3 separate regions of the Homo sapiens genome follow, and all the other regions are linked to region 3. The links are chromatin loops, found by intact Hi-C in ENCODE. Cell type or tissue: mammary epithelial cell. All regions are shown on one strand. Links, peaks and the distances in the headings refer to the core of each region. The heading gives the core; the rest is flanking DNA.

Evidence for each region. Hi-C counts contacts between places; a loop is a spot of excess contacts. Peaks named below come from ENCODE experiments on the same cell type or tissue, not always from the same donor. Only the 100,000 strongest peaks of a DNase experiment are listed, where the experiment ranks them.
Region 1: it touches region 3 in a loop (12-fold over the local background); 11 of 110 quality-filtered maps call a loop at or near these places.
Region 2: a loop joins it to region 3, with 25 times the contacts of the local background. A loop is called at or near these places in 5 of 110 quality-filtered maps.

What each region holds. Positions count from the first base shown.
Region 1 is chr2:23,349,106-23,355,988 of GRCh38, reverse strand. No RefSeq gene overlaps it. Among named protein-coding and RNA genes, the nearest start is that of KLHL29, 33 kb to the left of the region's middle. In mammary epithelial cell, for the core only: a CTCF peak has its summit at 4,285 (motif pointing right); no DNase peak of the experiment used is centred there.
Region 2 is chr2:23,757,237-23,764,119 of GRCh38, reverse strand. It overlaps ATAD2B (ATPase family AAA domain containing 2B), which reads left to right. Exons shown (of 28, transcript NM_017552.4): 24 at 1,774-1,911; 25 at 6,019-6,702. Among named protein-coding and RNA genes, the nearest start is that of ATAD2B, 170 kb to the left of the region's middle. In mammary epithelial cell, for the core only: a CTCF peak has its summit at 3,165 (motif pointing right); no DNase peak of the experiment used is centred there.
Region 3 is chr2:23,195,817-23,202,699 of GRCh38, reverse strand. It overlaps LOC107985792 (a long non-coding RNA gene), which reads left to right and starts at 3,771. Exons shown (of 9, transcript NR_171639.1): 1 at 3,771-3,891. In mammary epithelial cell, for the core only: a CTCF peak has its summit at 3,188 (motif pointing left); no DNase peak of the experiment used is centred there.

The sequences.
Region 1 (6,883 bases), core at 1,259-6,258, 150 kb before region 3:
TCTCAAACTCCTGACCTTATGATCCACCTGCCTCGGCCTCCCAAAATGCTAGGATTACAGGTGTGAGCCACCACATCCAGCCTGAAGCTTTTTCTTTGGTACATTATCATTATTCTTTAAAACTGAGAAAATACGGATATACATAAAAAGAGGAATGAAGAAAAATTTAATTAGTTATATAAATTAATAACATTTGACACTGAGTTTCAGTAACAGTGTCTAATATGGAAGGTCTTTGTAAGTATTGAAGGGAGTGAATGAACTCAGAAGAGGATAAGCCATCGGTAATTATCTGCCAGACATTTCCCCCTTCCGTATATATGCACCTATAAATACTTGTTATATTAATATATAAGATACTTTTTTTGAGATAGGGTCTTGCTTTCTCACCCAGACTGGGGTGCGACATATGGATGGAGCTTCTTCCTTTGCCTCTGCAGCTGAGTGTGAATCCAGGTAGCTTAATCTCTCGCCTTCTTAAATAGTCTTGAGAGCATCACTGCAGTCTGCATTGGTGGTTGGTAGTGGTTGTGCCACAACAACATTTCTGCTGCAGTGGTAGCCTGTTGACAGACAATCTAACTGCTGGATCGGAACATTTCTTCCCATGTTGGGGGCTAACTCCCTTGCTGACCCGAGTGTAGCTGCCTGCCCAAGTCTCCTTCTTTCCCAGTTCCTGGACCACACCCGGCTCTTTTTCACCCTGGAGCTCTTGCTCATGCCATTCCTTGCGCCATAAATATCATCCTCCCTCTGACCACATGGCTGGCTCCTTCTTAAGAGTCTCAACTTCCAAGTCACCTCCTTGCTGGGGCTTCCCTGACCACTCATGTGAGCATGTTCTCTGCCCACTTTGAGGTTCCTCATTGCATCTCCTTCTTCCTTTTCCTTGTAGCACTTCACATTTTGGAAGGACTGAGTTGTCCACTTGGTGAGGGCCTGGCTCCTTGGGGGTCATGAGTGCTGTTTTGTGTATCTGTGTGGGCATGCATGGAAACAAAGCCATAACTGACTGGAGAAAACGTGGCTCCATCAAACTCATTAATTTACACACACCAAAAGGCTAGACTCATCTGGGATTTTTTTTCTCCCTCCAAACGGGCAGAACTGGCTTATTGATTTGGTACCTGGGAAGATCGCTTCATAAGCTTCAAAGATCTTCCCAGGTGATCTCCTCCATAACCAAGCCTGCAAATGTCACTCTGATTCTGACAGTCCCTAATTTGCATCTCCAGGAAGGCCTCCTCTCAGCGCTTTAGCCTCTTATATCCAGTGGCCTGCTCGGCAGCTGCATGCGGGTGTTGCACACACGACTTAAGCCAGGTGTGTCTCTAATAGAACTCTGGATCTTTCTCCAAACCCATTCCATTCTTTCCACCTCAGTAGTTGGTGCAGTCTTTTATCTAGTTCCATAAACTAAAATCTGGAAGCTGTCTGTGATGCCTCCCTCTTCTTTAGGTTTTTTTCCTGCCCCATAAGCAATTTCCCAGGTAGTCTGGTTCTTTTTACTTCCACCATATATGTTGAGTCTCCTCACTTCTCTCCAACTTGACCGCCATCCCATAGAGGCATCCCTTCTGGACACACGAAATCCTCCCAGCAGGGTTTCCTGTGTCTTCTTTTGCTTTTCAATTCAGTCTCCACACAACAGTCATTTCAAAACTTAAATCGATTCTCATTACTCTCCTTTCCAAAACTTCTCATTGAATTCCTATTGTACTTGAGTAAAATTCCAGCTCCCTGTCTTGATCCATGAGGCATCCGTGGATCTCTGCGACCCTGTCTTGTGCCTCCTGCCCTTTCCCCACAGTCGAGCCTCGATGCTTTTCCCTGTTCCTGGACCACACTAGGCTCCCTTTCACCCTGGAGCTCTTGCTCATGTGATTCCCTGTGCCATAAATATCATCCTCCCTCTGACTACATGGCTGGCTCCTTCTTAGGGTCTCAACTTCCAAGCTACCTCCTTCCTGGGGCTTCCCTGACCACTCATGTGAGCATGTTCTCTGCCTTCTTTGAGGTTCCTCATCGCAGCTCCCTCTTCCTTTTCCTTGCAGCACTTCACATTTTGGAAATACCAAGTTGTCCGCTTGGTTAGGGCCATGCTCCCTCCTTGGATCCTGTGTTCCAAAGGGCAAGTCTGTATTTGTCTTATCCACCATGATACCCCAAGCGATCGAGACTATCCTGGCCAACATGGTGAAACTCCATCTCTACTAAAAATACAAAAATTAGCTGAGTGTGGTGGCGTGTGCCTATAGTCCCAGCTACTTGGTTGGGAGGCTAAGGCAGGAGAATCGCTTGAACCCGGGAGGCAGAGGTTGCAGTGAGCCAAGGAAGCTCAATATTAAATATTAATGTCCATATGAATAGTGTAAGATTTTATTATGTCTTTACCATTTTTATGATAGACTACCCCAGATCCTCTTTGGAAGCAGGGAAAGCTTCAAACAATTTTTTTAATATCATAAAAATAAAATTATTCATAATTCCAAAAAGTGGAAACAACCCAAATGTCTATCAACTAATGAGGGGAAAAATAACATGTACAGGTTGCAGTGAGCCGAGATTGCACCACTGCACTCTACCCTGGAGACAGAGTGAGACTCCATCTCAAAACAAAACAAAAAACAAAAAAACCCATGTATTTATCACATAATATTTGGCAATAAAAATAAATAGAGTACTGATACATGGACACCATGGAAGAACCTTGAAAACATTCTGCTAAGTGAAAGAAGCCAGTCACAAAACAACATAGATTGTAAGATTCCACTTTATGAAATGTCCAGAATAGGCCAATCCAGAGACAGAGAGTAGATAAGTGGTTGCCTAGGGCTGAGGGGTTTGGAGGGAATGGGAAGCGACTGCTAGTGGATGTTTGGAGGTAATGAAAATGTTCTGAAATGGTGTTGATGGATGTGCAACTTTTTGAATACACTCAAAACCACCGACTTGTATTTTATTCTATTTTATTTTCTGAGACAGAGTTTTGCTTTTGTTGCCCAGTCTGGAGCGCAATGGTGCAATCTCGGTTCACCAAAACCTCCGACTCCATGGTTCAAGCGATTCTCCTGCCTCAGCCTCCCAAGTAGCTGAGATTACAGGCATGTGCCACCACGCCAGGCTAATTTTGTATTTTTAGTAGAGACGGGGTTTCTCCATGCTGGTCAGGCTGCTCTCGAACTCCCGACCTCGGGTGATCTGCCCGCCTCGGCCTCCCAAAGTGCTGGGATTACAAGCGTGAGCCACCATGCCCAGTCGACTTGTATTTTAAATGGGTAAATTCTAATGATATGTGAATTATATTTCAGTGAAACTGTTACAATTAAAATTAATTAATTAATGGAGTTAAGAGCACCCTTGCTCTCTGAAGACAGATAGACTGGCTAAACAGACCAAGGAGATTGGCTTTGTGTCAAATGCCCACTTTGATTAGGGTCCATCCTCCCTCTCTTTCCCCTTCCCTCTCTTCCTCCCTCCCTTAAATGTTTCTCAGCATTCTTCAGGACTCTGGACCAGAGACGGATTAGACTTAGCCTTTATCCTCAAGCAACTAAGTTTAGTTGGGGCAGGACAGGGTGGAACAAAGGGAGGAGCACGGTGAAGACCTCATGGAGCTCCCTGGGTGCAGGCAGAGCCTCCCGGGGATTCTGGTGAAGAACTCTCTGTGTGGAGAAACATCTTTTGTAACAGCAAATACTGTTTTATTTCTTCATTCTTATATGAATTCAATAGACAATTACTGTGCGGGTTGCTGGGGTACAGAGATGCGTAAGAACATGTGTCCCCAAAGAATGGGGTGGAGGGCACAGGAGCCAACCATGGAATCCTAGCAGGGGTGTCAGAGGCTGAAGAAGGTCCAGAGGGGACCGCGCAGGGCAACCGGCCAGGCTTCCTGGGAAGTCAGTGCTGGAAACAGGAGACTGTGCTCGGCTTGGTGAAGCAGCTCCGAGCCTGTGATTTGTCTGTAGACAGCTCGGTTCGGGTGAGCCCCAGGGCTTTCCTGACTGTTACCGGCCTAATCAAGGCAGAAGGCAGCGTGGTGACCTCCCTCCCAGGCGCCAGGATGCAGCTGTGAAGGCCTGGCTGGGAATTGCTTTGAGGCCGGAGGGGGGTCTCCTCCCCCGACACCCGACAGCCCCTCTTCCATGGCCACAGGGGAGTTGCTGAGCAGATCTCCCCTCCCCGGGAGAGGAGGGCAGGCTGCGTGGCCCTGGCAGGAGAGCATGCGGCAGGCGAGCCTCCGGCCGCAGAGATGCCGGGCTCTGTGCGAGACGTTTGCCGCTAGAGGGAGTGCCACGTCGTTCTCCGTCCCCACCACGGACTCCCAGGGCCGCAAACGAGTTTGGGCGGAAGCCAGGGCTTTGGGGCTTCCTGGGAAACTCACTGTCTTTGCCTTTGTCCTCTCCATTTTGAGATTTCTCAGAAGAAGCTGGACCTAAGAATGCTTCGCATAGTTTGGCAGAATTTGCGGAGCCTGTTCCAGCCGCGTGGGTCTGGAATCCGGGATGCGGTCTCTGGCCTGTGCAACCCCTGTTTAACCCGGGGCTGGCCTCTGGAGGGCAGGGAGGCTGGGAGCAGAGAGAAGCACTCAAGGACCTGAGAAATGTAGAAGGTCTTGGATTTGTTTCCCTGTGTGCAGTCCCCTCTGGCCCTCAGAGCTGCAAAGGACAGACCCCTGGGTTCTGGGCAGGGGCTCAGCTCTGGGATTCGTTCAGTGCTTAAAAGGAGGGAAGGGAACTCAGGAATAAGAACGATCAGGCTGGCAGGACATGCAGCTGTTGTCAGAGACCTGGAAACACATGGGCCAGTGGAGCTGATGGGCCCCGTGGGGTGGGTGGGTGGCAGCATCCAACTGGTCAAGAATGGCTCTGCTGTGGCTTCCTCAGCATGGCCCTGTAAAGAGAGCAGAAGATGACTGTGGATGGCCCCAATTTCTGACATGAGAGGCCCTCACTGGCTCAGGTCGGGCTGGCCTCCTGAGGTGACTGGAGGATGGCTGCCACCTTTGGTGTCGGGACTAAGACTGGAAAAGTGGCGGGTCCAGAGAAAAAGCCCAGGCCCACAGCTTCCGCTGACGTGGCAACTATGCTTTTGGACTGCATCCTGGACCTCTTTTGACCAGGCCCTGTGAAGGGTTGCAGGAGGTTCAAGGCCCCTTTATCTCTCTAGCATTGACTCTTGGGTCTGGGCAACAGACCACCCTTTGCAACCTCTGGGCCCAGGCAGCAGGTGTGCAGGTGAGTGCAGCAGGGGCTTGGCAGCCGGTCACAGCTCCCCACCGAAGCTGCGGGAAGCCGGCGGTGCACCATCTGCAGTGGAGCAGGTCAGAGTGGGCCTGCTGAGGCTCCTGTCACTGCTGCGGTTAATGCTGCCGATTACCATGGTTACCCGGAGGCTGGAAGCTCTGACAGTCAAAGGCAGAGCAGGAGAAGGATGTCCTCTCCCTGCTCTGAGCCACATGGCTGCCTCTCAGTCTCCCTGGGTGGGCAGGATTCTTCTGGAAAATAAAAGTGCCTGGACCAGAGACGTTGTCCTGCCGGGGTTCAGCTGATCCAAGCATCATCCATCCCCAAGTGCCGGGGGCCTTCAGGGAACCCTGTTCTGAGCACATTCAGTGGGGAGGCGGGAGGCAGAAGGGGATTCTGGGCCTTGTGTTTGCTTTGCTCAGTCTTGGAAGGATAGAGAAAGGGAAGAGAAGATGCTAGTCTGGGCCTTAGGGAACTCTGAGTCAGAGGAAGGAAGCAGTTCGCGAGCTGGGTGGTGGATTCAGTATCGACTCCTGAGGATCTAGGAATGGCTTTCTGGTCCTGTGCCTACAGTGGCAGCTTGGGGCTGTGACTGTACCCTCTCCAAATAGGGCACTGGCCAGGGAGTCAGGACACCTGCTTTGCCAGTCATTGTGGGCTCCAGCTCCCGCTGGGTCCTGGTTTCTCCATCTGCAAAATGGGGTTAATGATTACTAATCCCCCACCTATTTCAAGTCTGTGGGGAGAATTTTTTAAACGAATAATTTTGTGCATTGAAATGAGCCAGCAGATTTCAAGTCTTTGGAGAAAAGGCCTTATTTATTATTATCATCAACTCATTGAGCAGAAATTCTGTTTATCTCCTTTACTGCCTCTTCGGTGCTGCATGAACTGAGAGCGATATCACCTCTGCAAGATGACGGGGCCCTGCACAGCTGTCCAGACCCCAATGCTGGGGAGTCCCGGGACCTGGAGAGGCCAGGTGGGGCTTCATCTGAGCTCCAAGGGGACATGGGGATCAGAGGGGAAAAAATGGGACAGGTACTTCAGGTGCAAATGCTCCTGCAGAAGTCTGAAGATTCTCAAACAGGGTGCCTAGCCTGGAGGGGAGGAGCTGGGGAGAAGGAAGCGGGGGAGGTGGGCAGAGAGTCTGCCTGGGGGCCAAGGGGCCTGGTTTCGAAGCTTTTTCTTTGGTGCGTTATCATTATTCTTTAAAACTGAGAAAATATGAATATACATAAAAAAGGGAATGAAGAAAAAATTAAATTAGTTATATCAAATTAATAACATTTTGACACTGAGTTTCAGTACAGTTTCTAATATGGAAGGTCTTTATAAGTATTGAAAGGAATGAATGAACTCAGAAGAGGATAAACCGTTGGTAAATATCTGCCAGACATTTCCCCCTTCTGTATATATGCACACATAAATACTTGTTATATTAATATATAAGATACTTTTTTTTTTTGAAATCGGGTCTTGCTTTCTCACCCAAGCTGGAGTGCAGTGGTGCAATCATGGCTCACTGTAACTTCCACCCCCTGGGCTCAAACAGTCATCCTACCTCAGACTCTTAAGTAGCTACAGGTGCACACCACCACTCCTGGATTATTTTTAAAATATTTTTATTAGAG
Region 2 (6,883 bases), core at 771-5,770, 560 kb before region 3:
CTTAGGAATCTACCCAAGAAAAATGAAAATATATGTCCACATAAACATTTGTATGTTCATAGGAGCATTGTTTATAATAACCACAAACTGGAAACAACCCAGATGTCTGTCAGCTGGTGAATTGGTAAAGAAAACATAGGATACCCATACAAGCGCATACTACTTAGTAATAAAAGGGAACAAAGTACTGTTACACAGTACAACATGGACGAACTTCAAAAACATGCTGGCTGAACATGGTGGCTCACGCCTGTAATCCCAGCATTTTGGGTGGCAGAGGTTGGAGGATCGCTTGAGCCCAGGAGTTTGAGACCAGCCTGGGCAACATGGCAAGATACCATCTCTACAAAAAAGTGAGAAATATTAGCTAGGCGTGGTGGTGTACACTTGTGATCCCAGCCATTTGGAAGGCCGAGTTGGGAGGATTGCTTGAGCCCAGAAGGTTGAGGCTGCAGTGAGCCATGTTCATGCCACTGCAGTCCACCCTGGGTGACAGAGCAAGATGTTGTCTCAACAAAAAAAACCCCAAAACATTATGCTAAGTAAAAATAGCCAGACCCAGAAGACTACATATTGTATGATTTCTTTTATATAAAATGTCCAGAAAAGGCAAGTCTATAGAGACAAAAAGTGGAGTAGTCATTGCCTGGGACAGTTATCCAAAATTGGATTGCTGTGGTGATTTTACAATTCTATACATCTACTAAAAACTATTTATTGTACACTTAAAACAGGTGATTTTTATGTTATATAAATTGTATCTCAGTAAAGCTGTTGGGGAACAAAAACCTGTTGGAGTAGTCCAGGGTTTTAATTAATGAAGTAGGAAGGGAGTTAGAAGAGATTAATATAAGTGAGATGTAGCCGCAGGGATGGAGAGCACTGTGAAGTGAAGGAAGAATAAAAACTGGCTGCCATATTACTGGTTGAGTGACTTAGTAGATACTAATACTCCCAATCTAGATAGGGAATCTATAAGAACAAACTGTTTTGTTTTGTAGGGAAAGATAAACCAGTTATCTTTAATTTGATCTATCTTTAGGAAATTCAGTTGGAGATATGAAGTAAGGAGTTGTATATATGGATCAGAAGTTGTATATCTGGATCAGAGATGTTTGGGCTAAAGATACAGATTTGAGAATTATTATATAATAGTAATTGAACCTGAACACAATGATACTTCGCTGGGGAATGTGTAGATTAGAGTAAGAAGAAAAGTGGTTACAGAGAGAACCTGGAGAAAAACCAACTTAAGGACCACATAGAAGAAATAAATCTCTAGTGAAGAAAATTAAGATAGAATGATTAGTCTTAGGAATATAATGCAGGACAACCAAACTGACTGCAGTGTGGTGCGACAGGAAGCAAATAGCATTTTGAAACAGTTCACGGGAATGGGGTTTAGTAGCCCAGTAGACTGTTGTACATTCTAAGATGGCAGAGGTCATTATTTTTGGATAATATATAATCTTATTGTTCCACAGTCATAATAATGTAAAATGTGCCTCTTTGTGAATTAAAATGAATAAAAATAGGGCCCCTTTGGGGATTAAGTGTAAACATGGCCTGCCAGATTGTTTTATTTTTATGATTTTATATCTAAGTTTCTTACCCATCTTAAAACAAAAGACACTGCTTTCATTGGAACTGCAAACTGCCCTAGTATAATTAATGACTTTAAAACTCAGTTTTGTATTTGAGATTTTTTTAAAAACCTTTTGGTTTATGTAGCTGGGAATATTTAAAGAGGTATTGCTTATCTTCTGCTTGCAGGCTTATCAGTAACATCAGAACAAATAAATCCTCATAGTACTGGAGCTCGGAAGACAGAAACTAGAGTCGAAGAGGCATTTCGGCACAAACAAAGAAATCCAATGGATGTGTGGCACAACTCTGCAAATAAATGTGCATGTGAGTATTTCAGCTCATGTTATCCAGTAGTGAGAACAACTGAGAATGATGTAGATATGTTAGGAATTGGGTACAAAACAAAGTGCCGCTCTTTTCCCATAGCTCTTTTAATCTCTTTTCAGAGGTGAAGAAGAGCTTGTGAGGTAAATGCTGAATCAGAAATATATTTCTTTAACTTTATTTGTTATTTTCTATCCCTATTCAATATTATTTGCTATGACAATTGAACTAGGCTTGAATATTTTCAGTTTTAAACTTTGGTTTTTGGATAGCCATGTGGAGCCAGTAGAATTTTTATATGCCCCTGTCCTTATCCTCCACTCCTTGTACACTATGCAGGATGTTCTCTTTAGGGTGGGAAATGGACACTCCCGCATGTGGGTGTGTCTGATCTGGCAACAGGAAGTTGATTTTTCTGAGAGACTATTTTGTGTTCAGTTTGAAAAATTGGCACAGCCTTCTTTTCTTTGTAGTTTTTGTGAGATGTATTTAAAGGGAAAATTGGGAGTTTTTTTGTACTCATTCATGTTGATCTATAACATTTCCAAAAGTCAAATGTTAATAAACACTGCGTCTTTCTAATAGAGTTCTTCTGTTTCACTAAAGATAGCCTTCCTTGGAAGATACATGCTGTTTTTCTGGTATAAAGGTGATAATCCAGGTTAAGTATCCCTTATCCAAAATGCTTGGGACCCAGAAGTGTTTTGGATTTTGGATTTTTTTTGGATTTTGGAATATTTGCATTGTACTTACTGGTTCTGCATCCCTAATCCAAAAATCAGATATCTGAAATGCTCCAACGAGCAGTTACTTTGAACGACATGTCAGTGCTCAAAAAGTGTTGGATTTTGGATACTCAACCTGAACTACTTTGTCAGTAAAGCTAGCTATAATATGTTGTTTCACCAGTGGCATTGAATTTGAATGAATAAACTATACCCACCTTTTTAAAGCTTGTCCCCTTTTGGTAAGTGGCATTTGTATATGAGAAAGTTTGAGAAAGGACTCGATGATGCCGTGAAACTGATTAAGCCTATTTGGCCTAGTTGTATTTCAGATCATGACTTGGATTGTGTAATGTAGTACTCTAATTTAAACTTTGAAATTCTTTACATTCTATGCATCTGCTACAAATATTTATGAATGAAAATACATTGACTATTCACTTGAAGAAGTTTTAAGTGCCTTTAAATATTTTAAAAACTTTTTGAATCTACAAATATGAGTTTTGTTTTCTCTTACCAGTAGATGGCATATGCGACCCATAATTTTTCTGTTTTACATTAACTTAAATAAGAAATCTGAATGTCCCTAAGGCGTAGTTGCTTTCCTAAGGCCTTAGTTTTGGAAACAAACTCAGTGATGCTATAAAAATTGACTCTAAAGATCGTGTCTCTAAATGGACTTTTCACACAGAGCACCCCGATGAAGGAAGTGGTGTGTGTGTGTGTGTGTGTATGTGTGTGTGTGTGTGTATATGTGTGTGTGTGTGTGTGTGTGTGTGTGTGTATATATATAAATTTATTTATTTTTTTTTTTTTTCTTGAGACAGAGTCTCTCTCTGTTGCCCAGGCTGGAGTGCAGTGGCTCAGTCTTGGCTCGCTGCAACCTCCGCCTCCTCAGGTTCAAGCAATTCTCCCACCTCAGCTTCCCAAGCTACTGGGACGACAGGCGCCTGCCAGCACACCTGGCTCATTTTTTTGTATTTTTAGTAGAGATGGGGTTTTACCATGTTGGTCAGGTAGGTCTCGAACTCCTGACTTCAAGTGATCCGTCAGCCTCGGCCTCCCAAAGTGCTGGAAGTACAGGTGTGAGCCACCATGCCTAGCTGGAAATGGTATATTAAGCATTAGGTCCACAAATACTAATATATACTCTTGCCACATGCCAGGTACTGTGAAGATACATCAGTGACTAAAACAAAAATCTCTTCTTGTGGAGCTAATGTGGTCTGTTTCTCTTATTTTGCCAAAATTATACCAACCATTAGAAATAATTATATAAGGAAGAGAAAAATACCTCCAGTCCTACTTCCCAAAGATTAAGACCATTTTCTCTTACCGTATTAGCCAGGTCTATCCTGCAGTAACTTGCTTCAGCAGGGCTCCCAGCCTTTGCTTATGTACTGCATGTCAGGTAGTTGAGGTGACTCCTGATTGAGCAGAGTTCAGCTTCATTTTGCTCTAGTTTCATGGCTTAGGAAAGAAAAAGGGAACCTATTGTACTTTCAGTTACATGGTTGCAGAATAAGAGAGGTTATGGTGTCAGGAATGGCCTGTCAGGTAGTAAAAGCCTAATAGCGCTAACTTGCAGAGTCAGAGCAAGCTGAATGCTTTTTATTTTTTATATGGACTAGATTAGTTTTTCTTATAGCTAATGGGATGTTTACAAATGCCCATCACCTGAGCCTGTGTACCAGATTTTAACAGTAGATTAATACAGAAATTTTCTTCTCTATGCTAATTACCCTGTAACTTTAAATTATATAAATAGAAATTAATAGGGGAAAAGAATGAAGAGTTAGTGCTAACAGGATTACAGTTTTGAAGGAAAAATACATGTTGAGCCAAATGACTCAATAACCTGAATTTTGGAGATGATTTCAGAAACCTTTAGGAGATATATTCTTAGGTAAGAAAGAAGAGTAATATTTATAACTAAATTTATCTATTTCTTGTGAATTTACAGAGATGCAGCAGGAATTAAAGATGAAAGGATTAAATAAGTATGTAAATACACTACACTGTTGATAGATTCTAAATTCATATTAAGCAGTGTGAATATAAGAAACAAGGGTTGTCATTAAAAGACCATATTCCTTTCTGTCTCTATAAAGCAATTTTTAAACTACAGATTAAACAGCCTACAGTTAGTGATTTCATATTTATATTTTCTTTAAAAAATATCTTTGCCCAGGAAGCTTTTCAGCTTTGATGTATTAAACATATATATTGTCTTTTTTTAAGTTAAAATTATTATGTTCATAACCACAGAAAAAATGAATATTTTTATTCTGATACTTTCAACAAACTAGTATTTAGAATTTGGGGTTAGATACCAGAAGTGATTCAGCTCTAGCATAAGTGGTTTGCTTTAATAATTTTTGTATTTAAGTGTTCTGAAGAACACTTAACTGTATTATGCAAGTGTCCCAAATTATAAAAGTTAACTTTTTGTTTATTTAAGGGACAATGAGGTAGACTTGCTTAACCATCTACCTCAATTTGATACATATGTGAGAAATTAAAAATTCCAGGGTCCATTAATACCTAGAGGCCCTAGCTGCCTACTCATAAAGCTCATGATAGTTTCTAGCATCTAAGAGTATAGTCCTTACAACTTTTGTAGGCCTCCCTTTTCACATAAGTGACCAAGTATTTATTTTCAGTGTTTTGTTTATGTTGTTGTTGTTGCCTTGATAGCAGAGGGCTTAGTTTTCCTACATATTCTCAAATAACTTTGCAAGAAATTGATGCTGCTGGGTGAACTGTTTGTGCTAGAAGAGATTAACAGTTGGCTCACCAAATTGTCCAAATAACCTTCATAAGGCATCTATCCATGGTCATACTTAACTTTGGGTGATTCCTTTTTCTGGAAGGAGAGGTTTCTTTGTGAGGATACCCTTAACTGTTCTGTTATGCTATATTGAATCATGTCTTTATTTTCTTTCATGATTTAGGAGCTACCTTTTGCTAGTAAAACATCCACCTTCCTGGTGGAAATCCAGGGCTTTGGCCCCAAACTTTCTGGCAGCCTGGTAATGTGGTCATTCTTTAAATGTGTATATTATATGCGTGGCTTTTGGATGTTGAAAATTAGGAACAGTAGTAAAGTAGGATCTAGGATAGTAGAAAAGATTAGTGCTGAATAAACTCATACAGGAAATACATTAAAAAATGTTTTATTCTGCAGAGTTCATCCCTGACTTCATATCCATTCCATTTGTAGGTTGCAAGGATTAGTCAGCATGAATGTCAAGAGCTAAGTAGTTTTTGTGTGTTACATCAGCATGGGTTTACTTTCTTTTGGGTCCTGTTTAATAAACATATGTAAAATTGGTATTGCATTCCAAGTTCTACATATCTTTTTTCCTTCCTTGTAAAACAGTTCGGGTTCGGAGAAAATCAAGGCGGAGATCACAGTGGGGTAAAGGAATTATTAAGAAAAGGAAAGTTAATAATTTAAAAAAAGATGAAGAAGACACCAAATTTGCAGACTATGAGAACCATACGGAGGACAGGAAATTATTAGAGAATGGAGAGTTTGAGGTAAGCACTGACTGCCATGAGGAAAATGGAGAAGAGACTGGAGACTTATCTATGACCAATGATGAATCATCCTGTGACATCATGGACTTGGACCAGGGGCAGAGGCTTAACAATGGAGCAGGCACAAAAGAGAACTTTGCATCTACTGAGGAGGAAAGTTCAAATGAATCTCTACTGGTCAACAGCAGCAGTTCCTTAAACCCGGAGCAGACCTCCAGGAAAGAGACTTTCCTTAAAGGAAATTGTCTAAATGGTGAGGCTTCCACTGACAGTTTTGAAGGAATACCAGTTCTGGAATGTCAGAATGGCAAGCTTGAAGTAGTTTCTTTCTGTGATAGTGGAGATAAATGTAGTTCTGAACAAAAGATTCTTCTGGAGGACCAGTCAAAAGAAAAACCAGAAACTTCGACTGAAAATCATGGAGATGATCTTGAGAAACTAGAGGCACTGGAATGTAGCAATAATGAGAAGTTAGAACCTGGCTCTGATGTGGAGGTTAAAGATGCAGAACTGGATAAAGAAGGTAGAGCTAATATTTGAAAAATCTTCTGAAGGTTTAAACTCCAGAGTTAATTCGTTGTGTATTTTATCTGGTTCCCAGTAGTAATAGTTGATGAATAATTATACCCCTCTGAGAATATGTTAAAGTTTTCATCCTATTCTCTAGAAAAGCACACATGTGTGCACGTACACACACACACAGA
Region 3 (6,883 bases), core at 728-5,727:
CTTGTGAGGACAAGCAAGGAGAGAGGCCTCAGGAGAAAACAGCCCTGCCCACATCTTGATCTTCAACCTCCGGCTTCTAACTTCTGTTGTCTAAGCCACCCAGTTTGTTGTACTTCATTATGTCAGTTGCCCTAGCAAACAAATACAATTGACTTAAGACACACCATCAATTTAACAGTAATTGGGGTGAGAGGGAGAAAAAAAAGAAACACTGCATTAAATGCACAAATAGTCTGCAAGGATGCATATTAGCATCAAGAAGAAATGTTGTAGAAAACTTAGAAAATATAGAAAACACATGGAAGAGACCCTAAAAAATCTTACATAATGACAGTACCCAGGTAGGACCATTGTATTGTTTTATATCACTGATACAAATACACGAACATACTCATTTTGTGTAAAATTTGTGTTGCTGTTTTTCTCTGATGTTATAAATATTTTCTGATATCAAGACCTTTTTTCAAACTCCATTTCAATAGACGCACACCATATCACATTACACCATTTGTTCTCAATTTACCTAATCTATCATTATTACATATTTATTATGTCCAGCTTATATAACGTTTTTCCTATTTTAAATGATGCTCTGATGAAAATCTCTGGAATCTTTGCCACATCAGGGATAATTTTCTACGGGTTAATTCCCAGGCTTGGAATTAATGAAACAGAGAATGTGAACATTGTAAACAGAGGATATAAACAGAGGAGAAAAACATTTTGTGATTCTTGATGCCAAAAATTTTAGGTAATTCTATGATTCCCTTTCCTAACCTGAACACTTGATTTCAGATATGATGTGACCAGTAGATGTAAAAAAGAACCATAATTTTTCTCTCCTGGATACAATAGACAAGTTAATGCAATGTAAAGGAAAGGATTTTTTTTTGTCTTTTGTGTTTATTTTGATTTTGAGCTGGAAAACAATGGCTACCTTTGAGAAAGAGAAAATAATATAACGTGTGAAAGCCAATTCCAGGGTCTTGGAAATTAGGATGTCATCACAGTGGAGCTCTGGGTGAGGCATGGGTTGGGTTATGTCATCCAGGCCATCCTAGAGGATCCCCACTGTCACTGCCAGATCAGAACCCCTATGCAAAGGGACAGAGAGCATCTCATTGCTGACCCTTACTGGGGCTTGCCTGAGTAATGGCAGACTCCAGCCTTTATGACCAGAGACCCAGATTGCCATCTGAACACCTAGACCACCCTACCTCATTGCTCACACAGCAGTCCCCAGCTCCATGAAGTTAGACTAAAAGGTGTGCAGAAGCCTCACTGTGGGGCAAGAGGGACACCTTTGCCACTCCTCCTAGGGCAATCTTAAGTTAGGAGCCCTTAATTCTAAATTTTACGTGCCTCCCCCCCCAACCACAAGAACAACATAATGTTTTGAAAATAATTAATATGTGCCTAATTTCTGGATCCATTGTAGTTTTAACACAATGAGCTGAAAGGTAGGACTTTGAATTTTACTGGGACTGTGCTATGCTTTAACCTTGCTCTTTGGTACAATATCTTTAATATAAATCTATATGTCACATACGCTGCTGTTACATTGTTTTCATATAACCATGTTTGACACCCCATTTGACAATGTCAACATTCACAGTGGTTCCTCAATGCATTTGACAGTATCAGCCCTTAAAATGTTTCACAATACTTCCACGTAAGCACATTTGACAGGATCAGCAGTTGAAATATTACACAAAACTATGTATTTGCAGTTCTGAATACCAGCAGTGACTGTTTTCACAATATCTGTACATAGTGACTGCTCATTCATTCGGTACACATCTTGTTTTTCTTTCGAGAGCTTATGAAACACCAAGCTCTGTGATAGCCTTTTTGACGTTGGGTACAAAGATCATTAAGATTTAATGGACACGCTCATGAAATTCCAAGTAAACAAAAAATCAAATAGCTAATAACCAGCATTTATTGAACACTTACTGTGAGTCAGGATTTGAGCCAAGGGGTTTTCATGCAGCAACTCATTTCATGTAGCTACAACTGAAGAGATAGGTTATAGCAATCCCATTTTACAGATGATGAAACTGAGGTGCTGAATTGTTAAGCAATTTGTCTGAGCAAACAGCTGGATAGAAGTAGAACTTACTGCTCTCAGGCTTTCTCTCTTTACTGTGTGCTTTTCAACTTGGAATTAATGAAACAAAGAATGTGAACATTGTGAAGAGAGGATATAAATAAAGGAACGAACATTCATTATGCCATAATTATTATAATGGTGTGGGATTATAAAAGTGCCTTCAGAACAAGGTAAAGCAGGCATCAATCTCCTGGGGACATTGAAGGAAGGCTTCAGGAGAGGGAAATATTCAAAGGAACTTCAAAAGCTTAATAGAGTGCGGTCAAGTGGAGAAGATGTGAAAATGCAAAAAATGTTTGTAAATTCCAGGAGGCACTTAGTGGTTAAAGAATGGGGTCAAGTTTAGGAGGCCTGGAAGGTGTGTGAGACAGAAGCAAGATTGAGAAGACTTTGAATGTGTCAGGGAGGAAAAACTTTTCTTCTACCCTCTTAGGTTCAGTTACTGAACCTACATGCCTGACAAAAGACAGATAACAGGAGAAAAGGCACAAAATTTTTATTAATATTTATGTGAACATGAGTCCACAGAAAAAAATCAGCGAAACTCAAAGAGGCAGTTAGACTTAGGGGTTTATATACCATTTTAACAAAGGAAAGAGAATTCGGGCTTTGAAGGGATGATAAATTATGGGGAAGTGACTAGGAAATATATTGGGGAACTAGTGGAAGACAATGGTTATTTTAGTAAGGTCTGTTATGCCAACTCATCTTGGTATTGACTCCCATCTCTGGTGATAAGAGTCACTCTGCCCTCCCTTCCTAGTGCAGGGTGAGAGTCACCTTCACAAAGGGAAATTTGTCCCTGCTTTTAGACAGATTCGGGGGTCAGAGAACTCTTCCTCCATCTGTTGATTCTCAATTGCCTTCAGCTCAAAATAATCCACATGCCAAAGGGACATATTTCAGGGTGGCATATTCTGATCCCCTTCAAATGCCATGCTAAATAATTTAGGCTTTATTTTATAGCAATGAGAGGTTTTAAGCATAAATGACGTAGTCAGATTTGCATGCTTGAAAATGCAAAATTGGGGGGTTGTTAGAAGGGAAGCTGCTTCAGGCTGTGCGCCCCCTTGTGGAGAAGAGAGAGAGAGAGAAAGTGAGAGAGATGGAGAACTCTGCATTGGGATTCCCTCCCTTCTTTCCATCTTTCTGAAGGAAAGCTGGGATTTCAATTTTCATCCTCCCAGGCGGCTGCTGTCTGGAGGCTGCTCCATCTGTGCAGGGCTTATCGCTGCTGTTTCCAAGAGGCCGAGCCCCAGAGAGCCTCTTAAGTTCTACAAAGCCCACCTGGGGAGCAAGCAAACATGGAGCCTCCCCCAACCTCTTGAAGGATCTTAGTGGAGGCTGCCTGTGCCCTAGTGCACCCTTGCTGGGTCCTCAGCAAGTCTATCTTGCTCACCCCCGCTTTGCAAATATTTAACTTCAGGATCAGCTTCTCTGGGTGACATCCAAGGGGGAGCTTCAACTTTCTTGTTTATTTTAGATCCCAGGGACGCCCCCACAGGTAGACGAAGAGGGTCCAGAGAAAGGTGGGGATTCCCTAACCCCTTCTTTCTTGGCACAGACAGGCAGAGAACACCTCTTTTCTCACCCCTGGGCAGCCCCAGGAAGTCAATCCTTCCACTATTCCTGCTCCGTGCCTCTCTTCCCTCTGCCCAGATTCCTGGGAGACTCAAAACCCTGTTCAACTCTCTCTGGGCTAGCTGCTCCCCTCCCCAAGAGGATTTCTCTCCAGAGCTGGTATCATCGCTTAATGATGTTCCACCAACAAGGGGAAGGTAATTGATTGTTAAGTGAAAATATAAATTGTAATTGAATCCATCACATTTCAGTTTTTCATTATCGTGTGACAAGTCTCTTAGTGCATTGGCAAGGACTGCAGGGATCAGGGAGGGCTGGAGAGAGAGATAAGGACAGTTGTCTTCCGTTTCCTTATCCAGTGTGGTAGGCTTGCACTTTCAAATTGTAAACTGCCTCACTGGGACTCTTGCACACATGAGTGTGCATGGGTGTGCACACAGCTATGCGCTGGGTCAAATGAATTCATATTCAAGAACTGAAGTGGAATGCTTACAGGTCCTCGGCTGCGATGTGTTGGTCCAGTTTGAGCTTCAGTTTTGTATTTCTAGCTTCCCACTGGACGTTCAGTTTATTTAATAAGTTCATGCTGTCCCAAGCGTTGTGCTGCACACGCTCACTGTTTTGATCTAATTTAGTATTAAGGAGGAAGTATAGTGTGGTGCTTAGGAAGTAGACTTGAGAAACAGTTGGCTTGTATTAGTCTCGTGGTCCCACTGCTTAATAACTGTGTGGCCTTGGGCAAGTTTCTAACCTCTCTGTGCCTCTGTTTTCTCATTTGTAAAATAGGGATAATAATGAATATTTACAGTTTAGGGCTATTGTGAGGATTAGATAGGGTTAGTTTAGGTAAAGCAGTTGGAAAAATACGCCTGGTTAAAAACTGATACCAAATGATTTTGATATCAGGGTCATGCTGGCTTTATCAAGCAAGGTGGGATTTGTTCCTTCTTCTTTATTTTCTGGAAGTGTTTGTGTTAAGTTTGGCACTCCTTCCTCCTTAGTGTTTAACAAAATTCATAGTTTTGATGACAAATCAATTTGTTTCATAGATACGGGGCTGTTTATATTTTAAAATTCTTCTTGTGTACATTTTAGGTTGAGCTTTCAACAAATGTTTCTCTTTTATCTAAGTCAAATTTGGAGGCATAAAGTTGCTCCTTTTATTATATTTGTCTATAGGATCTCTGAAGATCTTCCTTATTGTACTTCTGATACTGGCAATTTGTGGTTTACTTTCTCCTTTACTTCTTGATCATTCAAACTGAGGAGATTATCAACATTATTAACTTTTTCCAAAAAACAACCTCTGACTTTGCTGATTGTCTTTATTGGTTGTCTCTTTCCGTTGCATTTATTTGTCATCTATTTATTGTCTTATTTCTTGTACCTACTCTGGGTTTAATTTACTCTTCATTTCTTAGCCTCTTAAGGTCGTGGTTTAGATGATTGCTCTAATGTGTTTCCTGTTTCCTGAGATAGGCTTCTGAAGCTATACATTTCCCTGTTAGCACTGCTTTAGGTATAGCCTACACAATTTGAAATTGTTAACATTCCACTGAAAATATTCTGTGCTTTCTTTTGTAATTTATTCTTTGATCTTTGGACTATTTAGCAGTATGTTTAATTTCCAAATATTGGGGTGATTTTCTTGGTGTGCTATTGAGATTAGTATCTAATTTAATGCCGTTGTCACCAGAGAATATACTCTTTATGTTATTGGTCTTTTGAAATTTATTGAGACTTTCTAATGGCCTAGCATATGGTTTTTTGGGACATTTTCTGTGCACTTGCAAAAAAATGTATATTTTACAGTTTTTGGTCTGTTTTATAAATGTCAGTTCCATGAAGCTGGTTGATTGAGTTGTGCAGATCTTCTATCTGCTCTCTCCTTTTTTTTTCTTCAACTTGTTCTATCAACTATTGAGAGAAGAGAATTTAAAGTCTCCATTTATCTTTGTGGATTTGTCTATTTATCTTTTTAGCACAGCCACTTTTTGCTTCAGATATTTTGAAGCTCTGTTTTAAGGTGCATACACATTTAAGATGTTTATATATCTTTAATGGACTGAAACTTTTATAATAATAAAATGTCCTTTTATATCTCTACTAGAATTCTGTGTCTTGAAGTCTACTTTAATATAGCTACACTATTTTTCTTATACTTAATGTTTGTATAGTATATTGTTTTCCATATTTTACTTTCAATCTATCTGTGTCTTTATATTAAAATTATGTTTACTGAAAGCAACATAAAGGCTTTTCTTGCTTTTCATTCAGTCTGATAATTTCTGCTTCTTAAAAAGAACATTTAGTTAATATGCATACTTACTGATATGATTGCTTTTAAGTCTAACATCATGTTATTATTTTGTATTTTCCATTCTGTCTTTTGTATCTTTTTATCTTTTTCTCCTTTATTCATTCTTCCTTGTTTTGCGTGAATGAAGCATTTTTAGTATTCCATTGTACCTTTACTATTGATCTTTTTGTTATACCTATTTGTACTATTTTTAAAATGATTGTTGTAGTGATGACACTATTCATCTTTAACTTACCACAGTCTCCCACTCCCATGGTGCCATTTTTGCCCGTTAAAAATTATGGATGGCTCAACCCCAACTCTTCTGGAAATTATGGACTACATGTTGAGCACCCCTGATCCAAAAATCTGAAATCTGAAATGCTTCAAAATCCAACATTTTTTGAGTGCTGACTTGATGCCACAAATAGAAAATTACACACCTGCTCTCATTTGACAGGTCTCAGTCAAAATGAGTCAAAAGTTTGTTTCCTGCACAAGGTTATTAAAAATATTGCATAAAAATCACCTTCAGGGTATGTACATAAGGTGTATATGAAATGTAAATGAACTTTTGTGTTTAGACTTGGGTCCCATCCCCAAGATATCTTATTATTTATATGCAAATATTCCCAAATCCAAAAAAATCTGAAATCCAAAACATTTCTGGTCCTAGACATTTCAAATAAGTGGTACTCAGCCTGTAATATTATTTCATGAATAATGTAAGAAATTTATACAGTAAAATTCCATTTACCCTTCCTACACTTTGTTCTTCTATGTTTTTTACTTCTACATATGGTATTAATTCCATAATACATTTTTAAAATTTTTGCTTTATATGGTCTGTAGGTTGTTAAAAGTGTGTGTGTGTGTGTGTGTGTGTCTAT